3 separate regions of the Homo sapiens genome follow, and regions 1 and 3 are each linked to region 2. The links are chromatin loops, found by intact Hi-C in ENCODE. Cell type or tissue: Caco-2. All regions are shown on one strand. Region 1 has its middle 41 kb from the start of LINC02763. Region 2 holds the start of LINC02764 (long intergenic non-protein coding RNA 2764). Region 3 overlaps LINC02762 (long intergenic non-protein coding RNA 2762).

Evidence for each region. Peaks named below come from ENCODE experiments on the same cell type or tissue, not always from the same donor. Only the 100,000 strongest peaks of a DNase experiment are listed, where the experiment ranks them.
Region 1: a loop joins it to region 2, with 14 times the contacts of the local background. A loop is called at or near these places in 6 of 110 quality-filtered maps.
Region 3: it touches region 2 in a loop (2.3-fold over the local background); 2 of 110 quality-filtered maps call a loop at or near these places.

Annotation. Positions count from the first base shown.
Region 1 is chr11:112,437,712-112,445,711 of GRCh38, forward strand. No RefSeq gene overlaps it. Among named protein-coding and RNA genes, the nearest start is that of LINC02763, 41 kb to the right of the region's middle. In Caco-2, a CTCF peak has its summit at 3,032; no DNase peak of the experiment used is centred here.
Region 2 is chr11:112,552,713-112,560,712 of GRCh38, forward strand. LINC02764 (long intergenic non-protein coding RNA 2764) reads right to left here and starts at 3,090. Exons shown (of 4, transcript NR_104155.1): 1 at 2,965-3,090; 2 at 453-649. In Caco-2, a CTCF peak has its summit at 3,170 (motif pointing left); a DNase peak (open chromatin) is centred at 3,189.
Region 3 is chr11:112,342,577-112,350,576 of GRCh38, forward strand. The region is part of intron 2 of LINC02762 (long intergenic non-protein coding RNA 2762); the gene reads left to right. LOC107984388 (a long non-coding RNA gene) reads left to right here. Exons shown (of 2, transcript XR_001748386.1): 2 at 725-958. Among named protein-coding and RNA genes, the nearest start is that of LINC02762, 76 kb to the left of the region's middle. In Caco-2, a CTCF peak has its summit at 3,303 (motif pointing right); a DNase peak (open chromatin) is centred at 3,259.

The DNA of each region.
Region 1 (8,000 bases), 120 kb before region 2:
ATAAATAGAGCATAAGGGACTTTTAAGATAGTGCTCTATGATACTGCAACACTAGATACATTTGTCAAAACACAGATTATACAACACAAAGAGAGAACCTTAATGTAAACTATGGATTTTAGTTAATAATAATGTCAATATTGGCTCATCAAATGCAAGAAATATACCATATTAATGCAAGATGTTAATAATAGGAGAAACTGGCAGGGATTGGGTGCATATGGGAACTCTCTGAACTTTATGTTCAATTTTTCTGTTAATCTAAAACTGCTGAAAAAATAAAGTCTATTAATTGTTTTTTAAAAAGAAAAAAAAGCCTTGCCCAGTGTCCTGTTGCATTTTGCGATTTTTTTTTCTAGTAGTTTCATAGTTTCAGGTCTTACAGTTAAGGCTTTAATCCCTTATAAGGTAGAGACTGTCCTTCCCCCAATGTAAGTTCTTGGTGCCTTTGTCAAAAATGAGTTGGCTGTAAGTATGTATATTTATTTCTGGACTCTCTATTCTATTCCATTGCTCTATAGTTTTGTTTTTATGCCAGTAGTATAAAACATACTACTGGCATAAAAACAGTAGTTTTTATGGAATTTGGATTACCATACCCTTGTAGTAAAATTTGAAATCAGAGCGGTGATTCCAGCTTTGTGCTTTTTGCTCAAGATTGCTTTAGTTATTACAAATCTTCTGTGGTTCCATACAAATTTTTAAATTGTGTTTTCTATTTCTGTGAAGAATGTCATTAGTATTTTGATAGGGAGTACATTGAATCTGTAGATTGCTTTGGGTAATATGGACATTTTATGTATTATTTCTTCCAATCCATAAGCATGGGATATCCTTCCTTTTTTTGGTGACCTCTTTAATTTGTTTCATCAGTGTTTTATAGTTTTCTTTGTAGAGATCTTCCACTTTTTTGGTTAAATTTATTCCTAGGCATTTTATTTCATTTTTGGTAGCTATTGCAAATGGGATTCCTTTATTGACTTCTATTTTAGATTGATTGCTGTTAGTGTACAGAAACACTACTGATTTTGTATGTTGATTTGTATACTGTGACTTTAATGAATTTGTTTATCCATTCTAATAATTTTCTAGTGGAGTCTTAAGGTTTTACTTAGTCTATTTTATCAGATATAAGTACAGCTACTCTGCTCTTTTTTGGTTTCCATTTGCATGGAATATTTTTTCTATCCTTTCACTTTCAGCCTGTGTGTATCTTTATAGGTGAAGTGAGTTTCTTGTAGGCAGCATATGGTTGGATCTTATTTTTAATCCACTCAGCCACCTCTGTCTTTTAAATAGAGAATTTAGTTCGTTTATATTCGAGTTATTATTGACAGGTAAGAACTTACTACTCCCATTTGTTGCTTATTTTCTAGTTGTTTTGTAATTTCTTCCTTTTTTTCTTTCTTCCTTTCTTTTGTTCTGGCTAGGCGTTTTTCTCTAGTAGTACATTTTAATTTACTGCTTTTTATTGTTAGTGTATCTGTTATAGGTTTTTGCTTAGTGATTACCATGAGCTTACAAAAACATTCTATAGTTATAACAAATACTTAAAACTAATACCAACTTAACTATAATTGCAAAAAAGGAAAACAAACAAACCAAGAAAAAACTCTGCACACATTAGCGCTTTTCTGCCCCTAGATTTTAAAATTTTGGTATCACAATTTGCATTTTTTATATTGCCTAACCCTTAACAAATTGTTGTAATTATCATTCTTAATAGTTTCATCTTTTAGTCTTCTTACTAAAGATATAAGTGGTTTAAACAGCAAAGTACAATATCTGTATAACAATCACATTGGCATCCTTTTCTTTTGGTTTGAAGAAACTCTAACTCTTAACAAATTGTTGTAATTAAAATTTTATTAGTTTCATCTTTTAGTCTTCTTACTAACGATATAAGTGGTTTAAACACCACAAGTACAATAACAATCACATTGATATCCTTTTCTTTTGGTTTGAAGAACTCCATTTATCATTACTTGTAGGACAGATCTGGTAGTGATAAATTCCCTCAACTTTTGTTTATGTGGGAAATTCTTTATCTTTCCTTCATTTTCGCAGGATAATCTTGCTGAATGCAGTATTCTTGGTTGGCATTTTTTTTCCTTCAGTACTCTGAATATATCATCTCACTTCCTCCTGGACTGTAGGATTTCTGCTGAGAAGTTTGCTGCCAGTCATATTAGATCTCCATTACATGTTATTTGCTTCTTTTCTCTTGTTGCTTTCAGGATCCTTTTTTCGTCTGTGGCTTTTGTGAATTTGTTATTCTTCTTTGGGTTGAATCTGATCAGTGACTTTTGGCTTTCATGTATCTTGATATTTATATCTTTCTCCATTCGGAACATTTTATTATATGTTTGAATCAGATTTCTACACCTTTTTTTTTTCTCAGTTCTCTCTTGAATTCCAATAACATGAATATTTACTCTTTAGATGTTGTCCCATAGATCTTGTAAGCTTTGCTCATTCTTTTTCAGTTTTTCCTGTTTTTGTCTTCTGTGTATTTTCAAATAGTCTGTCTTTGAGCTCACTGATTCTTTCTTCTACTTGATCAATTCTGCTTTTGATGATCTCTAGTGCATTTTCCGTTCTATTCGTTGTATTTTTCAGCTGCAGGATTGCTGCTTGACTTTCAAAAATTATTTCAATCTCTCTGTTAAATTGCTTTGATAAGTTTTTGCATTGATTTTCTGTGATTTTTGAAGTTTGTTGAGCTTCCTTAAAACAGTTATTTTGATTCTTTGAGAGATCACACATCTCCATTACTTTACGGTTAGGCACCTTATTTTGTCTGCTTGTTGAGATCATATTTCTCTCAATGTTCTTGATGCTTGTGGAAGTATGACAATGTCTGTGCATTGAGAGATGAGGTATGTACTTCAGTCTTCTCAGTCTGTTTTACCTGTCCTACTTCAGAGAGACTTTCAGAGATTCTAAGCAGACTAATTGTTGTGTTCCTTGAGTCTGTGACCACTGCAGCCATCTCACCAGTAGGGGACCCTCTAAGCCTAGGCTTGCCTTAAGTCTCTCAAGAGCTCCAAGATTGCCACAGATTTCCACCCCAGATGGATCTGGGGAAGATCCAAGGAGGATATGGGGGCTGTGTGGGGATTCTGGCCAAGAACCTCCAGAAGACAGTCTAGAAGACTGTCCCAGTGTCCCAGCTGATCATGCCTCCCAGCAGACCGTTCCATGACTCCCAGCAGCAGTAACTGGGGTTGGAGTGGAGACTTGGTGTCTTTGGGATCTGCTGTGGAGAGAAGGCTGGTGGGCCCATCTTCTTGGCTCATATGGGCATGTGTCACCCAGCAGGTCACTCACAAGTGGGGTAAATTCTTGACTGCAATAGGAGAAGCTGAAGATAGGACTGGGTATCTTGGGATCTGCTCTGGGATGGAGGCTGGTGTGCCTGTCACACTCGCTCAGACAGACCATTTTCTGATATTCTTCATTGGATATTTTAAAGTTGGAATTCATTTGGATAAATGAATACCTATTTATCCAAAGGAAATAATAGTTCAAAACTAAAACTACCTATGATACAAATTAAATAATGACTCTGGTGATCGTGAAAATACAGAGTTAGAGGAGATTTTTATATAAAACCTGTGAAGCTTGTATTTTCTGTATTGTATTTGTTGCTACAATAGTTACTTATTGCCTGAGATTTCTTCTGAGATGCCAGTTATCTTAAGCCTGTGTATCTTTCTGGTGGTTCTCTGGAGAGAGGTTGAGATTGCTTTTTCCTTTTAAATAGTCAGTACTTGAGTGGTATGGAGGAGCTGCACACAGACATGTACACTTTGGAGCCAATTCAAATATTAGAGCCAAAAGTCAAAAGAGAAAAGGTAAACAAACTTTAAAATGTGAGGGCAAGAGTGTAAATCAGACAAATGATTTGGTATGAAGAATATATAGCATGGTGCATCAAATTTAGAGAAGATAAACATAATTAGTAGAACTAGAGGTAAACTGGAAGTGTTGACATGAACTCTCACTGTCTGAAAAAAAGAGATAATTTCTTTACTGCTGTCACTAAACTACCTCATATGATCATGTGAAATAATGAAATATACATCTTTAGTAAACATATTCAGGCCTCTGCTACCATTTTCCAAAAAATGTTCTTTGCAGAAAAGCTGTTATAAGAACTCAAGATGAGCTAAGCTATAACAAGAACTCAAGATGAGCTAAGCTATAACAAGATGAGCTTAAAAAAGTAAATAATGACTGTGATCAATTACAAGTTATGAAAGACCATATGTCCATGGTAATGCTCAAATGAGACAAATAATATGAATTGTTCTGATATGAGTCAATTGATTGATATAAGCTTATAGAAATTATAAATATCCAAGCCATGGTGGTGGAAGTGTGTTCACATCCGGGGTGGGAGTGTGGGCTATGAAGGCATAAATTGGTCTTGATGGTTCTCAGTTCATACCATCGAAATTACCCAGATAAAGGGATACTAAATCAGTGCCAGGAGTTCTCTGGGAGAAATTGCTTTTTTGGATGTTGAAAAGCAGTAGGCAGAGATAATGTTAAGGAACACATGGACAATGCCTCAGATTTTTCCTCCATATGGAACTGTGTCCTCGCTGACAATGAGTTTGGTTTGAGAGGAAGGAAGGTCCTGTACATCTTAAATGTTTCCTTTAGGAGTGTAGATTATAAGTTCTTCCTGAATAGTATACTTAGAAGTTTTCCTTCTGTATTCTATATCTTTTCTATATTTCCAATCTCTTCCTTTCCACTGGTTATTTCTCCTTAGCCTGTAAGCATATTAAAACCTCTACTCTCCTATAAACAAAAAGCAAGCAAACAAAACCAAAACAAACAACAAAAATACCACATGCCAACCAGAAGCAATGTCCACAGATCAAAACTCCTAATCCCCCTCAACTGCACATGTTCATATTTCCTCTCATCTGAACGTTTTGCCTCATAAAATTTGGGTGGTGCCACTTTATCAAAAATTTAATTCTAACTTTGGGGAATGTCATTTTATGAAAATTTTAATTCTAACTTAGAAAAACCTCATAAACTTGTAACAATGTTTTATAAAGACAGTATACTTATTCACGTATTTATCTTTTTTTGCCTTCTTGGTCTCAGACCATCTTTCTAGGGTTATTTTTCTTTTTCTTTTTCTTACTTATAATTGTGGTAAAATACATATAACATAAAATTTACTACCTTAACCATTTTTAAGTATGCAGTCGGCTAAAATTTGTTGTAATGTCCCTTCTTTAACTTCTAGTTTTGAGTCCACTCTCTTTTTTTGGTCGATGTAGCTAAAGTTTTTCCAATTTAAAAAAATCTTTCCAAAGAACCAGCTCTTGATTTCATTGATTTTTTCTATTTTTTTTCTATTTTCTATTTTGTCTATCTGCCCTAATCTTTATTATTTCCTTCCTTCTGCTAACTTTGGATTTAGTTTGCTCTTTTTCTCTTTCCTTAATGTGTAAAGTTAAGTTGTTGATTTGAAGTCTTTTTTCTTTTTTAATATTCACTTTTACAGCTATAATTTTCCCCCTTAGCATTGATTTTGCTGCATCCTACATATTTTCATATGTTGTGTTTTCAGTGTCATTTGCCTCAAGATATTTTCTAATTTTCCTTGTGATTTCTTTTTTGACCCACTGTTGTTTAAGAGTGTGCTATTTAATTTCCACAAGTTTGTGCATTTCCAGTATTCTTTCTGCTACTGATTTTATTCAATTGTGATCAGAAAAGATACTTTGTATGACCTCAATATTTTAAAATTTATTAAAGTTTGTTTTGTGGCCTAACATATGGTCTATCCTGGGAAATAATCCATGTGCTCTTGAGAAAAGTGTGTATTCTGCTATTGGTGGGTGGAGTGTTCTGTATATGTTTGTTAGGCCCACCTGGTCTATGGTGTTGTTCAAGTCCTCTATTTCCTTATTGATCTTCTGTCTTATTGTTCCCTTTCCACTGTTTTAAGAGTGCAATTCACTGGCATTTAGTACATTTCCAATGCCATGCAACTAGCACCACTATCTAGTTCCAGAATGCTTTTTTTCATCCCAAACAGAAACTCTGTGTCTATAAAGCCATCTTTATCATTCTCCCTAGACCTTGGTGACTACTATTCTACCTCTGTCTTTATAAATTTGCCTATTCTATGTATATAATATAAGTGAAATCATACTTCATCTGTCCTTTTGGGTCTGGCTTATTTCACTTAGTATAATATTTTAAAGGTTTACATACACTGTAGCATATATTAGAATTTCACTTTTTTTAAGGTTACAGTATTATTCCATTGTATGAATATACTGCTTTTGTTTATCCATTCATCTCTTGATAGACATTTGGGTTGTTCACATCTTTTGATTATTGTGAATAATGCTGCTATGAACATTGGTGTGCAAGTATCTGTTTGAGTCCTGATTTTAATTCTTTAGGGCATATGCCTGGGAGTGAAATTGCTGGATCATATAATGATTCTATGTCTAACTTTATGAGGAACTACCACACCGTTTTCTATAGTGTCTGCACCATAGTGCTTGCATTCCCACTAATAGTGCATAAATGTTCCAATTTCTTCATATGCTTGCTTGCCGACTCCTGTTATTTTCTGTTTTTGGTTTGTTTGTTTGTTTCTAACAACTATCCTAATGTGTTGAAGTGGTATCTCATTGTGGTTTTGATTTGCATTTCTTTAAAAGGGAGTGATGTTGAGTGTCTTTTCATGTTTAGTCCCCTTTTAAATTGTTGTCATTTGTTTTTCTTTTACATATGTTATGAACATCATAATACATTGTTAATGTTTTTCTTTAAGCAGTCAGTTATCCTTTAAGGGGATTAGGAAATAAAAAGAAAAAAGTTAGATTTACTGTATCTGGCATTCTTTGTTCCTTTGTGTAGATAAAATTTCCGTCTGATGTCATTGTCCTCCTGTCTGAAGATGTACCTCTAACATTTCTTGTGGTGAAAGTCTCTCAGCTTTTTGTTTCTCTGAAAAAGTCTTTATTTGCCTTCATTTTTGATATTGTTGCTGGGTATAAAAATGTAGATTGGCAGTTTTTTTTCTTTTTATGTTTAAATACTATTATTCACTTTTCTTAGGGCTTGGGTGGTTTTAATGAGGAATCTATTTTTTCCATTTTTCCTTCTCTGTATGTAACATCTCCTCCTGCCTCCCTGGCCACTTTTAAGCTTTTCTCCTTATCCTTGGCTCTCAGATGTTTAACTATGCTGTTCATTGGTGTGGTTCTTGGCATATTTATTCTTCTTAGGCTTTTAAAAACTTCTTGAGTGTGTAGATTTATTATTCTCATCAATTGTAGAAATATTTTGGCTATTATTTTCTCAAGTAGTTTTTTTGTGGGGGAGTTCTTTCCCTCTTCTTTCTTTCTCAGACTTAAATTACACAAATTTTAGTCTGCTTGGTATTTTTCCATTGGCTACTTGCTCTGTTATTTTTCCCTTTTGCCTTCCATGCTTCATTTTGGCTGTTTTTCCTATATTATCTAATCTGCTGTTAATCTGATTCAGTGCGTTTTTTATTTCAGCTACTGATTTTTTAAATCACTAGAGGTTAAATTCAGGTCTTCTTTTATGTTTTAGAAAGTGTTGGACTCTTTTTTTTCTGTCATATAGTTAGGTTACTTGGGGGTTCAATTATTTTGAAGCTTAGTTTTAAGTTTTATTAGTTTGAGTTCAGAGTAGTCTTTAGTCTAGAATTAGCTTCACAACAAAGGCTACCTTTGAATTCCCTGTTGTACACTTTTTCTGATGCTCCATGTATTATGAGGCATCATGTTTTTCTCCACTCTGACAGGTGAGAACATGAACTAGTTAAAATTCACTGTGAGCTCCAGAAATTGTTTGGCCAACTGCTTTACACATAGAGTTTCAGACCATGCATGTGCATATCCCTATTCAGCTAAATATTTGAGGACTCCCATGTGTGGATCCCTGGTGCTCTCTTTCTGTGCAGTCGTCCTCTTTCTAGTGTT
Region 2 (8,000 bases):
AACTGTATCTCTGCATCCATTAATTGTAGCCATTTTACACCTACACAAGATGATCCCCTAAGATACCAAATTATGCTATCTCCTTGTCTTAAAAACGATCACAGGGCCAGGCGCAGTGGCTCACGCCTGTAATCCCAACACTTTGGGAGGCTGAGGCAGGAGGATTACCTGAGGTCAGGAGTTTGAGACCAGCCTGGCCAACATGGTGAAACCCCGTCTCTACTAAAAATACAAAAAATTAGCCAGGCATGGTGACAGGTGCCTGTAATCCCACCTACTTGGGAGGCTGAGGCAGAAGAATCACTTGAACCCAGGAGGCAGAGGTTGCAGTGAGCCGAGATTATGCCATTGCACTCCAGCCTGGGCAATGAGAGTGAAACTCTATCTCAAAACAAACAAAAATGACCACAGCATGAGGCCTCGGGATGATGGAGAGCTGACCCTTTTCTTACCTCGGTGTGCACCGTCTGTCTCTGTGGGTGTCCTCAAAGCTCCCAGGACCGTGCCATGCTAGTAGCAGCTTCAGTCCCTCTGGGCCCAGCTGTAGAGGTGCCCTCAGGTCAGAGTACTGCAGATGGAACTCAGAAAACTTTGCAAAAGCAGGGGGGAAGAGGGGGCGGGCAGCTTCTGGGAGAGAGGGAGTCGGAGCCTGACAAATGGAGATACCTTGTGTGAGATCAGCAAAAGAGGAGACACAGACACTTGACCTGGTTTGGAATTATTGCAAATCTATCAGGCTCTGTGCAAATTGAGACCATAATTCAGATTGTTCATATCATCACCAGCATCCCCATTTCCATTAAGCCCTGCTGTTCATCTCTCCTGGGCCTGGCTCTGTCCAGCAGCTAATTGAAGGGGTCAAGCTAGCACTAAATCAACAATCCAGTCCAGATAGGTCAGCCCCCACCCCAGTCCTTCCAACTCAGAGGCTGTGGTTAACCTTGAACGGAATCTTATCTCCTCCTCAGCCTCAGGAGAAGCTTCAGTGGAAAGATGCTTGTTAACAGGGCATGGTGGAAAGGGTACTGGACTGGAGGCCGGAAGAAGTGGGTTTGAACCCCAACTCTGCATCTCACTAGCTCTGTGACCTTGGGCAAGTTATAGAAACTGCTGAAACCTTGGGTTTCTCGTCTGTAAAATGAGAAAGATAAAGGGCATACCTGCTCTATCTACCTCAAAGGGTGGTATTAGGCAAATGCTGAAACATAGGCCGAGATGCTTTGAGGTTTATAGAACACCATGCAAATGTGGGTGCTTGTGGGTGCTTCCCTACATGGCCTCCAGGGGTTGTGCCCAGTGAATACCTAGCATCTGTCCAGCTTCTGTTCAGGCTGGCCTTGTCTCAGGTTTGAGGCTCTGTCTCCCTGTGGATCATGTCCCCTCAAGTAGGAGACTCAGAGAAAGAGCATCAGGTACCAATAGGGCTGGCAGCAAATCTGCCAGGCTGAGCGCTGGGCCCTCTCCCCCGGCCCTACTCAGATGGAAAGGGAAGCGGAAAAGGACTTTTATTGAGCACCTACTTGACAGGCTCCTCACTGGCCATTCTTCCTGCGCTCATACACTCTCCTTACCAAATACTTTGAGGTAGCTATCATCATCTCCAGCTTTCAGAGGAAGAAAGTCAGTCATAAAGAAATTAACTCACTTGCCCGCGGTCGCCTAGCCAGTGAGTGGTGGGTCTGAATTAGATTCATTCTGTCTGCCTCAAAGCCTACCTCTTCCAACCTCACCTGCTGACTCTCAACAGACCTTTCTGTACTTTGTCCTGGGGCAGTCAGGGCCAGGGACCAAGTAGTCACCCTCAGGGAGCAGGACTCCTTGCCACAGAGGTAGGGGAATGCTAAGCACAGGTGAGGATTTCCGCCTGCTTTGGAGACTGAGGGCAGCAAGGCATCCTGGGGATTGCCCTGTACCTGTAAGCTCAGGTCTTGGTCCTGCCTGGGGTCAGCCCCCCATGCCTACCCTCTCCCACCTCAGCCCCCTATCTGTGGGTGCACCCATCTTGTTCCCCCTGCACACAGCCTAACTGGGCTCTGACCCATCAAGGAGCTAGGTGCAGGGCACTGTGCTCTAGCCCTTGTCCTCTAGCCCCGGGCCACAGGGTGTGTCCCCATCACTCACCGGGGAGCCAGTGCCAGCCTCATGGCCTCCGAGCAACACAAACCACCCACTGTGGCTGGGGCTCCTTTCCCAGTCCAGGATAATCATTTCAATGGAATGTTTTAAAGAGTCCTTTTCTAAATTAAACTAATAAATGGGATAGTAGCCGAGAGGCAAGAAGGGTCTCTGCTTAACATTGAAATAGAAATTAACCAGAAGGGGGAAAAATAATGTCCCCAGAGGTTATCAGGAGGCGATTTGAATCCTGTTCCCCTGTGGATGGAGTCATCTGAAGTCTAGCTGGGTCTGCCTGCTGTGAGGACCTCAGATGCTAAGGGGAAAATGAAGTCAGCTGCCACAGATGCCCCAACTCCCAGCTATGAGAAAAACTCTGGAAGGTGGACTTCATTTTCCATGTTTTATTCAAGATTTTTTTTTCAGATATGTCTCGTGCTCAGACTCTGAGATACCACAAAAGCATCCAAACCCAGCCTGTGACATTCACCCTCGTTCCTACCACCTCCCTTGCTGAGGAAGGTCCTTTGACTCTTCTTCCAGAGGAAAAGAATAAAAAATCAGAACCCAAATGGCTATGGAAAGGGCCCTCTCTACCCTTTCAGCTGGGACGGGTCATGGCCTTGTTCAGTGCCCACTGTGGGGGCTCTGGTTCCAGGACTGACTCAGGGCTACTTCAGCTTCTATCTGGCCATCTGACCGGGGTGGCATTCGAGGGGAAGTGACATAGCCTCCTGCCACTAGCCGGGAAGGGCCATCAGGTGAACAGCTGCCTCTGGTTGTCTGAGACACCTCATTAAGGTGACATTGGTAGCCACCTGCAGAGGCACAATTTGAGGTGTAGCTTACCCTGGTCTCACCTCTGCCCATCCAGGCTGCTGGCTGCTTCCTCTGCTCCTGGGGAGTTGGCCCCAGCCCACCAGGACCTCCTCTCAGCTTAATGTTCTCCTCCAGTTCCCCTTCCATGTGCTGACTGAGTATGGACCTCACCCGCAGCATACAAAGGTTTGCTGGTTGGTAGGCCAGACTATCAGGGCCCCTCACCCTTCTGGCTGCTCAGGTGTGACCCCTGCTGGTGGGAGTTGAGCTGGCCTGGGGGAACTTTTCTGGGACTGGTCGCTGTAGCTTTGAGTCTGTTTCTGGCAGGAGCAGGCTCTGCTGTGTTTGTGTACATTTGTTCAATCAGTGGACACCCGGGATTCCTGAGAAAGCTCCAAAGGCAGCTGTAGCCACAGTAGAGAGATAGCCATCCTGCCCTCTGCTAGGCTGGCCTCACGGGAATCATGTCACATAGGCCCCTCCAGGCCACAATCAGGGCTCCTTTAAGAAAGGCAGACTCTATACATCAAACCACAGCACCCTGTGCTCATCGAATCATGTGATAGGTAGAGAGGAATGCCCAGTCCTAGCCTTCCTATGGGACATTCCTTCTGATTGACACCAAGGCGTAATGACTGGTAGAAATTCAGTGCATTCATTATCTCCATGGGTACGTTTTTTAATGGAGAAGGGCCTGAAGCCAGCAATGATTTGACCTAATTCCAGAGCAAAGAGTTGGTTCCAGTGTCAAGCCTGCAATGGAGTGATGATTCTAGGATAGGGTTGGGCCAGAGCCTTTCTAAGAACACCAGTGGTAGCAGACGACACTACTTACGGAGTGCTTACTGCGTGCCAGGCATGCTCGTTTAAAATGATCTGCTAGTAAGCATCTTGCCGTCGTCCTGCATTTGAATTCTGATCTGTCACCTGGTAGCTGCGGTCTTTGGGCAAGCCTCTTACCCTCTCTGAATCTTAAGTCCTTCTGGAGGTAAAAAGACGTACTTCACAGAGGAATTGAGATGATTACATTTATATGATCCTTGTATGTGCTAATCACAAAGGCACAAGCCTCCTTGTCCAGTGATTAGCACATATTCAACATTCAATAAATGGTAGTAGCTCTTTCATTTCATCCATTTCCTTTTTCTTTTTTTTGTAAAATGAGCATGATTTTGTGAGGCTAAGTGAAAAAAATATAGGGTATTAGTGCTTTGCAAATTGGAAGGGGGATATGCGATGTGTTTATTATTGATGTGATTTCTCACCCTAGGCAGTAACACACTTCTCCCCTCACTGCAACCTCGGCCCCCAGCAGAGCAGCTCTCCTACCTTCTGAGTCTGGCCCCCATCTAGCAGATGAGAGGGAGAACACATCACGCTCAGGAGCCAGACAGGCCATGCAGCGGTACCATCCAATGTTGTTCCCTCCCAGAATCATCCCCAGATTCGCCTTTGACTCCTGTGATGGTATCTCATTGGATAAGCCAAACTGATTAGCCACGTCAGAAAGTTTTTTATTCCCAAAGTTCAGAGAGCACTCTCCACATTGCTTCTCTGTGCCTTTCTTTGTGAGAGGAAAGGAATTAGAGTGGATCGTATCAAGGTGAAGGTAAGTCCCATTCTCTCCCTGCTTCCCTGAGAGCCAGCCTGGACCTGCTCGGAGGAACACTATCTTCTTATAATTGCATTTCCTTTCTGTCCTCTAAAAGCTTTTGTGCACTACTCCTTCACCGATTCATAGTAATACACTATTTGGTCGGCCTTCTTTTCTCATTTCCTTTGCTTTATTTGGTGGCTGTTCTCGTTTTTTTGCAGACTCTACTCAAATACATTTGATATAAAGGAAAAAACTTAGGATTTAGCATCGGGAAACTCAGTTCTGACACTAGCAGGGTGATTTTGGTAAAATCACTTAACTCCTTTGTGCCTCTGTTTCCTTCATTTGGTAAAATGGGATTAATAATCAAATTACATAATAGACATTAAACTGCCTTGTAAACAATAAGTGCCATATAAAACTAGTTACAAGTCTCACAGCCTCTGAGTCCTCTTCCTTCTTGGCCTGGATCTTTTTCTTCCTAGCTACTCAATACAATGAAGACAGAGAAAAGCTAACATTTATTTAGAAACTGAATAACCAAAAAAAAAACAAAACCACTAAGTGCCAGGTGCATTTATATGTAGTATTCATTTAAGAAGTTTTCTCTTTGTTATGGAGATTTAAAAAACTTGCCTCAGTTTAATGTTATTGGTTCAACATTACACAATGATTAATCGGAGGATTTGAATTCCAATCTGTCTTGATTCAAGAAGCGAGGCTTTTCTGCTTGTGGTAGGAGGCTAAATAACGGCCCCTTGCAAATATGTCCATATTTTCATTTCCGGGACCTGTGAATGTTACCTCATATGGCAGAAGGGAATTTGCAGATGTGATTAAATTACAGATCTTGGGATGGGAACTTTATTCTGGATTATTGTGTGGGACAGATGTCACCACAAGTGTCCTTGTAAAAGAGAAGGTGCTATGAAGACAGTAGCAGAGAGAGATGGAGAAAGTGACCACGAGCCAAGAAATGCAAGAAATACAGCTGTGGTAGCTTGAAAAGCAAGGAAATGGATTCTCATCTAGAGTTTCCAGAAGGAACCAGCCTTGCTGACACCTTGCCTTTAGGCCAGTGAAACTGATTTCCAATTTCTCGCTTCCAGAATTAGAATAAATCTATGTTGTTTTAAGCCCCCAAGTTTGTGGTAATTTGTTATTGCAGCTGCAGGAAAAGAATACACCATTCTATCACGCTGTGCCCTTCACCATTTCATATCTCTTTGCCACCTAAAAGGTCCAAATTATAGCCTTTCCCAAGCTCTCCCATGTCCTAGGGTGACAGACTGTTCTTCCCAGTCAAAGCAATTGGCTGGCAAATACTTAACAGATACCTACTAGGAGACCAACCCTGTGTAAGACATTAGTTATCTGTGGTGCAACTCTAAAATGCAGTAGCTCAAAACAGTAAACATTTTATTACCTCCCACAGTTCTGTGGGTCAGGAAGCCAAGTGGTTCCGGTTCAGAGTCTCTCATGGGGCCTCAGTCAAGATGCTAGCTGGGGCTGCACTTATCTGGAGGCTTGCCTGCGGCTGGAGGATCTACTTTCAAGATGGAAAAAAAGGTTTAGGACTTAGCATTTTAAAATGTCTGACATTTCTTTCATTCTATAGTAAGTGATTCACGCAGTTGTTGGCAGACCTCAAGGGCTATTCATTGGCAGGAGGCTTCGGTTCCTCACCATATGGGCCTCTCCATTGGGCTGAGTGTCCTCATGACATGGCGGTTACCTTCTCCCAGAGTAAAAGATCACACAGAGAGAGGGGGGCGGGAAGATAGGAAGCACCATGTTTTTATGACCTACTCTCAGGAGTCATATATGCTGTCACTGCCGCCACATTCTAATTGTTAGAATCAAATCACTAAGTACAGCCCACATTCAAAAGGAGGAGAATTAGGCTCCACTTTTTAAAGAGACAAGGATTTGTGAACATATTTTAAAACCACCACCGGAGTTTATGGTAGAGATGACGGACCTGAATATTCCCACACTAGGAAACAACACAGGCCAGGCTCTAACAACAAGCAGAACTGAACTGTCTCTGGAGTGAGGATGCGGAAAGTGAAGGTGAGGACTCCAGTGGTCAGGGAAGTCCTCTGGGAGCCAGGTGTGGAAGAATGGGTAGGAAGTTAAGAAAAACAGACACCACCTCTAAAACACAATGAGAAGCAAATGGTGACAATGGGGAAGATGTAGTTGAAAAACAATGGGCCAGGCGTGGTGGCTCATGCCTGTAATCCCGGCACTTTGAGAGGCTGAGGCGGGTGGATCATGAGGTCAAGAAATCGAGATCATCCTGGCCAGCATGGTGAAACCCCCTCTCTACTAAAAATACAAAAATTAGCTGGGTGTGGTGGCACGCGCCTATAGTCCCACCTACTCAGGAGGCTGAGGCAGGTGACAGAACAAGACTCTGTCTCAAAGATAAAAAAAAAAGGAAAACAATGAACGTGGGTATCTGATAGACTTGGCTTGAACTTCATCTTTACTACTTCCTTGAACTCATGCTGATATTCATGTTTAAAGGTAACTGTTTAGGAAACTGCCTGTAGTGCATTCTATTGAATTGGTTGGGCCATTCTCAGTTAAATCTTCTCATCCTTATGAAAGAAGCTATTGGGAATTTAAGGTACAGAGATTGGTATAATTTCAGTCAAATTCTGTTTCTGAAGTGAGTAGTCTCGTACACAGTTTACCTGACAGCATGGTAGTGATGGTAACAGCTTTGGTGAAGTTTAATTCCTGTCTCTGTATCTACAAGTTACCCTTCCACCAAAGGGGCATCTCTCTGATTTTTCCATATCTAGTCAGCCCACCTTGAGTAACTTTATTTATTTATTTATTTATTTTATTTATTTTTTTTTTTTTGAGACGGAGTCTCGCTCTGTCACCCAGGCTGGAGTGCAGTGGTGCGATCTCCGCTCACTGCATGCTCCGCCTCCTGGGTTCACGCCATTCTCCTGCCTCAGCCTCCCGAGTAGCTGGGACTACAGGCGCCCGCCACTACGCCCGGCTAATTTTTTGTATTTTTAGTAGAGACGGGGTTTCACCGTTTTAGCCGGGATGGTCTCGATCTCCTGACCTCGTGATCCGCCCGCCTCGGCCTCCCAAAGTGCTGGGATTACAGGCGTGAGCCACCGCGCCCGGCCTATTTTTTTTAAGAAGACAATTTTGCATGGTTTTGAACACAGGGTCCAGATAGTAATCTGCACATTTTATCTTAATAGGCAGACCTTGTTATAAAGCACCTTCTCTAATCCCTCTAATCCTTAATTACCTTCAAGGCTATATTTAACATTTAACTCTACTGCAATCTCTCCATTGTTTCTGCACCAAACTCAGGAACACTGCTGCATGCTCATTTTCTTGACTTTGGACTACAATACCGTCTGAGTTTTCTGCTTTAGAGAAATGAATGAAAATTCAGACCTGGAGATGGTTGGAGCCAGGACATTCAGTGAAG
Region 3 (8,000 bases), 210 kb before region 2:
TGGAGTGCAGTGGTGTGATCTCGACTCATTGCAACCTCCGCTTCCCAGGTTCAAGCAATTCTCCTGCCTCAGCCTCTCAAGTAGCTGGGATTACAGGTGTGCTCCACCACACCTAGCTAATTTTTTTTTTTTTTTGAGATGGAGTCTCATTCTGTCACCCAGGCTGGAGTGCAGTGGCATGATCTCGGCTCCCTGCAACCTCTGCTTCCCAGGTTCAAGTAATTCTCCTGCCTCAGCCTCCCAAGTAGCTGGGACTACAGGCACAAGATGCCATGCCTGGCTAATTTTTTTGTATTTTAGTAGAGACGGGGTTTCACCATGTTGCCCTATTTTTAGTAGAGACAGAGTTTCACTATGTTGGCCAGGCTGGTCTCGAACTCCTGACCTGAAGTGATCCCCCTACCTTGGCCTCCAGTGCTGGGATTATAAGTGTGAGCCACGCCACCTGGTTAATCCTGACATTTATTTGCAAGTTACTTTGGCATGAAATCACAAGCCTTCAATGCATCATGTATTTCAGAGCTTGAAGGAAGTACAAGAAAGTCATACTCACTTTGGTCAGTTGATATCTTATCCCGATTTTATAGATGGGACAACCTTGGCCCAAGGAAGTATATTGACTTACCCAAAGGTCAGCCTGATTCTTCCCTTTTTCAGTTCCTATGATGCGTTTGCTAAGGGTTCCTGTGAAAACTGCTTAAATATCCAGCATTTTGTTTCACAGTCAAATCAGGTAGTGATCAAGTCTCAAGGAAGAGAGAATACATATGGCTTCAAATGCAGGATCACACTGGATTTTACAGCTGACTGGAACTGTCTGTCTTCAGACGCAGCCTCCGTATGACTACATTTCATAACAGAAGATCCTTCTTTTTGATTTTCTCTTGTGTGATCATCTGGAAGCACATGCACCAGAGAGTTGGAACAGCGCCATTAAAAATATTTATGTTGGTGTGGAGTTGTTTGCATCTTAGCCTGTGTGCTACACTAATAGCACAGTGGCAAACATGACATTTTCCCCAAGTAATTATAGAAATCAGCAGACATTTACAGGGAGTTGGCTGTTCATTGACATGGGAAGCACAGCCTCACAGAATGGGAGTTCTGGAATCATGGTAGCATGGCTTTTTAACCCAATTTGTGCTTCTTCCTGGCAATGACCAGAGTTCCTGCAGAGAGCCAGGCACAGACTTCAGGCCTGGGAAGCAGCCCCAGGTGAAAGGTACTCATAATCTCAGCAGGTGAACTGAGAACACTGTGCTTCTCCTGCCACTCTCCCCTCCCTCCTCCTCGCCTGTGCTAAATGGAGTCTCCAGACCTGTGTGTGTGTTGCGGGTAGGGCAGGGGACCTTCACAGATATGACCCTCCACTTCAGGGAGATTTATCACCCGTCACAGCCCTAGACCAGGCCTGCTGCAGCCTCTGAAGGTCCCCACTGCCCAGAGAGGCTGAGGGGGCAATGTCCATGGGGATGCTGGAGGCACAGTGGGGGTGGGGGCAGACAGGTTTAGGCCCAGGGATCCAGACATCTTGGTCCCTCCGTGCCAGTCACTGTTTATGTTCTCCACTGTCATTTAGGGTGGAAACAGTATCTGCTAAGGTACTTCCCAGGGGGATGCTAAAGTTAGATTTCCCTCAGATGCACTTCTAGTCTTTCTTGTTCCTAAAGGAGAAACTGGGTCACACTGGAATCTAGTTAATATTCAGCATGGTGTGGCAGAAACATTCAGAGTCCAGAGCCAAACACCAAACAGGCTCAGGACTGAGCCTGGCTCTCCCTCACCAGCCAATCAATTTCTCTGAGCCTCAGTTTCTTCCTCTGTTAACAGGGAATGATAATGTTTATCATTTAAAAGGAGGTGATACAGGATGTGCTGACCGCAGTTTGCATTGCTCAGTAGCTGCTGTTTTTAGAACTCTACAATGCTAAAATATTTTTAACTTTACAAAGAACCATCCCTTGGCTTCTTATGAAGCCTCAGAGCTATACTGGAAGGGAAGAAGGGTGGGTATGATCCCCCTGTGGCAGAGGAGGAGGGTAAGGCTCAGAGAGGTCTTTACAATTTAATGTGGCAAATATTCTTGATCATCTGCTGGGTTCAGAGCACCAGACCTTCCACACGCAATTCCTGTCCTTGAGAAGTTTGTAAGCTAATGAGCAAGGGTGACACTTGCGGTCAAATACATGCTCACCGAGGGGAGGAACTTTGGCCTTGCTCACTGCTGGATCCTGAGTGGTCCATAAATGTTTGTTGGCTGAATGTATGGCATGATTCTAATGCGAGACACAAGGAAGGGTCATAGCAAATTTACACACTCAGAAGAGGGAAGAGGAATTCCAACTAGGAAACATGGGAGTGCTTCCAGGAAGCAGTCACATTTGGTCTGGGCTTTGAAGTGCTGGCTGGATCTTGACAGGCTGAGATGGGAAGGAAGGATATTTCTAGAAGCAGGAAAACAGGGGTGAAAGCACTGACCTGCCAATGTAGGCTCCATTAAGGAAGCATGAGCGATGTGTCTTGGTTGGAGTTTGGGGTGTGTGATGCCCAAGTTGGGGCCAGTAGTTGGGAGACCTTATGCCCAGGTTGCCCAGAAAAAGTCCCACTTTATGACTCTCGTGGCTCAGTGAACAGCTGTTAATGATTCCTGTTGTCTCTTTTTACTTTCAAAATTGTTCCAGTTTGAAAGATACATCATGTGCTCCCTCTGTCTATAGCGAGAGATGAGGTTATGAGGAAGACTTAGGAAGGGATTAAGGGAAGGAGCCCAAAGAGTCTGGACTTAAACACTTGGCTGGGGTCCCACACTCCAATGTTTACAGTGGCCCTGATGTGGGTGAACAGCTGAAGCTGGTGGGGTGAGCAGCTGCTGCAACCCAGCTCCAGCTGATGGCTCCAGGTAGATATACGGACCCTTGCCAGCTCTCCTGGTACTTGAGAAAAGCCAGAAACCTGAATTTTTATATGCATTTCCTGATATTAAAATTATCATTCAAAAATTTTACAAACACTACGTAGGTCAAACAAAACTTATCTACACACTGCGTCTGGCCTGAGCCCATGGCTCTGTCCCTCTGCTGGGTGGTGGGGAGCTGGGGGAGATTTCTGAGGAGGGGAGTGGCCTGGCGAGAGCTAAATGTCCCCCTCACCCAGGTGTCAAGGTGGCGTCAGGAGGCATGAGGTTAGAGGGAGGAGTGCCATTAGGCGCTCTTTGACACAGTCCAGCTGGGTCACAAGGCAGATCTGAACAAGGGTGGGGCAGTGAGGATGCAGACGGACAACAGATGCCAGGCACAAAAGAGGCCTGTAGGGGGAGAAGCTGGCCCCTGCCTGGGCCTGGAAGGTGTTGGGGGGAAGGGTGCAGTGAAAATGAGGTGGGAGGCCTCCAGTAGGTTTGTGGCTTTCATGCTGTGAAAGTCACAGTCTCCACAGCAGGCCAGAGGGTCCTCGGGCCCCAGGCCTGTGAGGCTTTGCTTCCTCTTAGGGAGGTCCTGCCTGGAATTCAACAGCAACTTTGGTGAGAGAGGAGATCCTGGGAGCTCTGGTGGTGCTAATACCGGAGGCTAGCTCCTCTGGGCAGGGAAGCCAGCTGCCTCTGAGTTGAGCCGGTCACTGAGCTGGCTCAAAGGGTGGAACGACGTGGTTTCAGTCCCGGGGGGTGCGCTGCCTTCACAGGTGGCCTCTGGTGATGTGTGAGGAGCCCATTATAAGCTTGGTTAACTTATCTGGGGGACATATGCCATCTCTGAGCCCTCACCAGCAGCATTTATGGTTCAGAAGATATATATTTTTTCTTTTTTAGAGAGCAGGTATTTCAGATAGCTGCAAACACAGCCATCTCCTCACTGGGCCGCTTCCTGCCACCACAGCATAACTTGCTGATTCTGAGTCAAGCGATAATCCAGGCCATTGAAGTCAGAGGTGGACTTCTTATCCTGGGGCATTGAGCAAGGGATGGGTCAGCAAAGCCAAAGCCAAGTCTGGAAGGAAGCGGTCACAGAGGATCCTTTCTCTACTCCCTGGCCCTGTGTTCACTGTCTCATTGCACCCACCTCATGCCTCGCTCTTGTCCGTCAACTCATCTGCCTGCCTCCCTCACCAGGCCATGAGCTCCTTATGGGGAAGGAGCGCATCCATTGTTTGTCTCAAAACCAGCACAGTGACTACATCAGGGAAGGAGCACAACAAATGCGTGAATTAGCAGCAGCAGCTGCAGCAGCAAACACTGATTTTTATCAAATGCTGGTTACCTGTCCAAGCCCTTTACAAATACTTTACTAAGTCTCATTTTACAACTATTCTGTAATGTAGGTACTATGTTGTGTCCACAAGAGGCTTAGCAAGGTTAGGTATCTTGCCCGTGGGACACAGCTAAAAAATATTGAAGTTGGTCTTTGACCCCCAAATCTGCTGATCCTAGAATTAATGCTCTTACCACCATATAATCATGTGCCATTGATCTGATGTTTATTATTGCTAATTCTCACCATGGCCTTGTGAGGCGGATCTTATATTATCCTCCTATTATAGGTGAGGAAACTGAGACTCCAAGGGGAGAGGAGAGATAGGGCAGCAAACTGGAGAAAACAGACCAAATCAAGTATCAATCAAACTGTGACCTATTACAGGCAAGAAACACATACCTGCTAGACAGTGCTGACTGTGACTCTATGTAGGACACTGAGTCTTCACTCAGTAAAATACTGTTCTGATGGAGAAGAAATAATTTTGTGCCATTGCCATTCTTCTTCTTCCCTCTAACATTGTGTAAGTGCAATGTAGGGATGAGCGCCAGACCGTTTGGGTTTAAATCCTAGCCCCACCATTTAATAGCAGTATGATATGGAACAAACTCCTCAACCTCCCTGTACCTCAATTTCCCTATCTGTAAAATGGGGGTAAGGATGACTCCTATCTTACAAGGTTTTTGTGAGGCTTAAAAATGAAGAAATACCTATGTAACAGGATGTGTAAAAAGTTTCTGCCATGGCACCAAGATACAATAGAGGCTGAAATGCAAAGATGGAGTTATACCCAGACTACAGTAGATGAACAGCAACTAGTTCACTACTTCTTGAACTCCATAATCATAGGAGCATACTAAAGGGCTGAGAGAGATTGAGAAGTATTTTTCTGAGAGAGTTGTGGGTGAGCTGGGGGTCCTTCCCCATCCTCCCCAATTCCCAGGGGGAGTGGTGGAGAGGTGACCACTCGGAGAGCCTGAAGAACCTCCTACCACTGGGAACACGGAGGCCTGGGCATGGCTCATGACTGAGGCAGCAGAGTGGAAGATGGCATCTGGAAGCAGTCACATTCCTCTCCCATAGCAGGTCACACCTGCACCCTCGGCCAGGTATGAGATTTGTAGGCTGAAGGAGGCCAGAAAATGTATCCGGCCAAGAGAGGGCTCCCAACACTAGCATTAAGGCACTGTGGGGTGTCCCTGTTGGGGGCAGTAGCTGGATGTGATGGTTAATTTTATGTGTCACATAATTTTCTGGCCACAGAGTGCCCAGACAGTTGGTTCAACATCATCCTGGGTGTGGCTGTGTGTTTCTGGATGAGATGAACATTTAAATTGCTAAACTGAGTAAAGCAGGTTGCCTTCCCTAATGTGGTCTCATCCAATCAATTGAAGACCTGAATAGAACAGAAAAGCTGAGAAAAGAGGGAATTCCTTTGTCCTGACTGCTTTGAGCTGGGACACTTGTCTTTTTCTGCTTTGGAGCTGCACCGAAACATCAGCTCCCTTTGGTCTTTAGCCTGCTGGCTTTTGGGTTAGAACTACACCATCAGCTCTCCCAGGTCTCCAGCTTGCCAACTGTAGATCTTGGGACTTCTCAGCCTCCATATTTGGGCAATCCAATCCTCTATCTGTCTGTCTGTCTGTCTGTCTGTCTATCTATCTATCTATCTATCTATCTATCTATCTATCTATCTATCTATCTCTATCATCTATCTATCTACCCTCTCTCTTTCTCTCTATCTCTATCATCTATCTATCCATCCATTCATCCATCCACATCCTATTGGTTCTGTTGCTCTAGAGAACCCTGACTAATACACTGAAATTGAGGGGGAGGACAGGAAATGCTAGCAGAAGAGGCGCTGCCCTTATTGAGGAACCCATGAAAGTGCCACATAAGAAACGTGGTTGGTGTTAAAGCCCTGCCAGGTCCTGGGAGTGAGAGCCATCTTAAGTCAGGGCCAGTCTGGGTGTGAGACGGGAGGCGAAGGAGCAGTAAGTGAGATGGGAGGAACAGAGGGAGAAAAGGAGAAGCTGATGACACCTGCTTCCCACGCGGCCACTGGCCCCTTTGGCTGGTGAGGAGTAGAAACTGCCAGGCAGGAAAAAAAAGGTCACATATCAATTCAGGCTCCTGAGAGGCAGAGATTTGTTAGGGGAAATACCTATGAAGGATAAAGGGAAAGGAAGCAAGTTTAGGCATAAAGGCTTTGGTCCATGGTTCAGGAGTGGGAAAGAAGGAGGACTGGGTAGGAAAAGTCTCAGATGCAGTGCAGTGGGGAGTGGGTCTGGGCAAGGCTGGCTAGTCCCCTCTCTGGCCCTGGCCAAGGTTGCCCAACAGAAGAGTTCCTGGCAGGCAGCAATGGCCTGGTTCTAGCACCTTTGCAGCACTCAGCTTTTAGATGGGGGCGTCCCTGGGAACTATAGCCTTGGTGCAAATGTGGGGCAGATCCCAAGTGTGGCTCCTGGGCTGTCAGTCAACTCTGCTCCTCTTGGTGGGTTTTCCTGAAAGAGGTTTGAGTGGCTACCCCCATGGCCACCACAGACCACACCCCCATACCACTTTGTTTGTTCCCCACGGTCACACATGCTTCAAAAAGCCCCCACGCTGCAGAGCTCAGCTGGACACGGGAAGAACATTTCACCTTTTAGTCAAGTCTTTACTTTTGGTTATTGCGTGGAGTTGAACCATTGTAATTGTGGACTTAAGGCTGTTTGTACTTTAAAGTGACTCCAGAAGTTTTATTAAGGGGCCAAAAGAACCATGTGGACTGAGGTTTTATCCAAGAAAGCCCACCCCCACTGAGGAGGCATAAATAAATTGTGAGACTCAGAGTAAAAATACCTTTGTGTCATCACTTCCTGAGTCCTTCTTGTTCAATGCAATGGTTACAGCTATAAAGTGCTTAGAATAGTGCCTGGCCTACAGTAGCCACTCAGTAGCAGAGGTTAGCTTTAGGCAACCTGGAGGTCCTGGAAAGAGGAGAGAGGAGAGACTGGGGACAGGAAAGGAAGGGGGAAAGCAGAAGGAGACGGAGGCAAATGTGTCAGTGTGGATATCCAGCCCTATTTCTAGAAGCTGGGCTCTGGGATGCCCCACTCAAGCATGAGGCCTGGTCTGCTTCCAGCTCTGGGAGGGACCTGGGGCTGAGAGGGAATGGCAGAGGTTCCATCTCTGGAATCAATTGGTTCATGAAGCCACTGTGTTTGGAGGAGGCAGAGCCCAATGTGTCCAGCTGGCTGAAGCCAACTCTCTGAGGAGTGTGTGTACTTCCCTGGAGGAGTGGGTATGTGTTTTAGGTTTCAGAGAATGACCCCCACGCTGGCCCTACACCAGCATCAGCCATCTCCATCGAGCCCTGCCAGTGGCTATGAAAAGATCTGTATAAGTGAAAAGTCCATTCCTGTCTCAAGGTGCCAAAAATATAGGTAGGAGGAAAAGATGTGAATAGAAATTTGATAATAAGGACTTAAAAGCTCAAACTAAAATCTCCAGGTGACAATGAAGAGGACATCAGGATGTTGTAAACTTCACTGCCCTGTGAGTGCTTCAGGCCAGGGTTGCTGTAGGAGTTCAGCGTGGAGGGACCGTTGGACCTGGAGTCGGACAGGTGGAGTTAGGATCGCATTTCTAGCCTCACTTTCTGGTGACCTTGGACAAAATTCCTTAACCACTCTGAGCTTCAGTTTCCTAACCTGTAAAGGGGACATAGAATACAGGATGGGGCTTGAGCTGCATCTTTCACTATGAGGA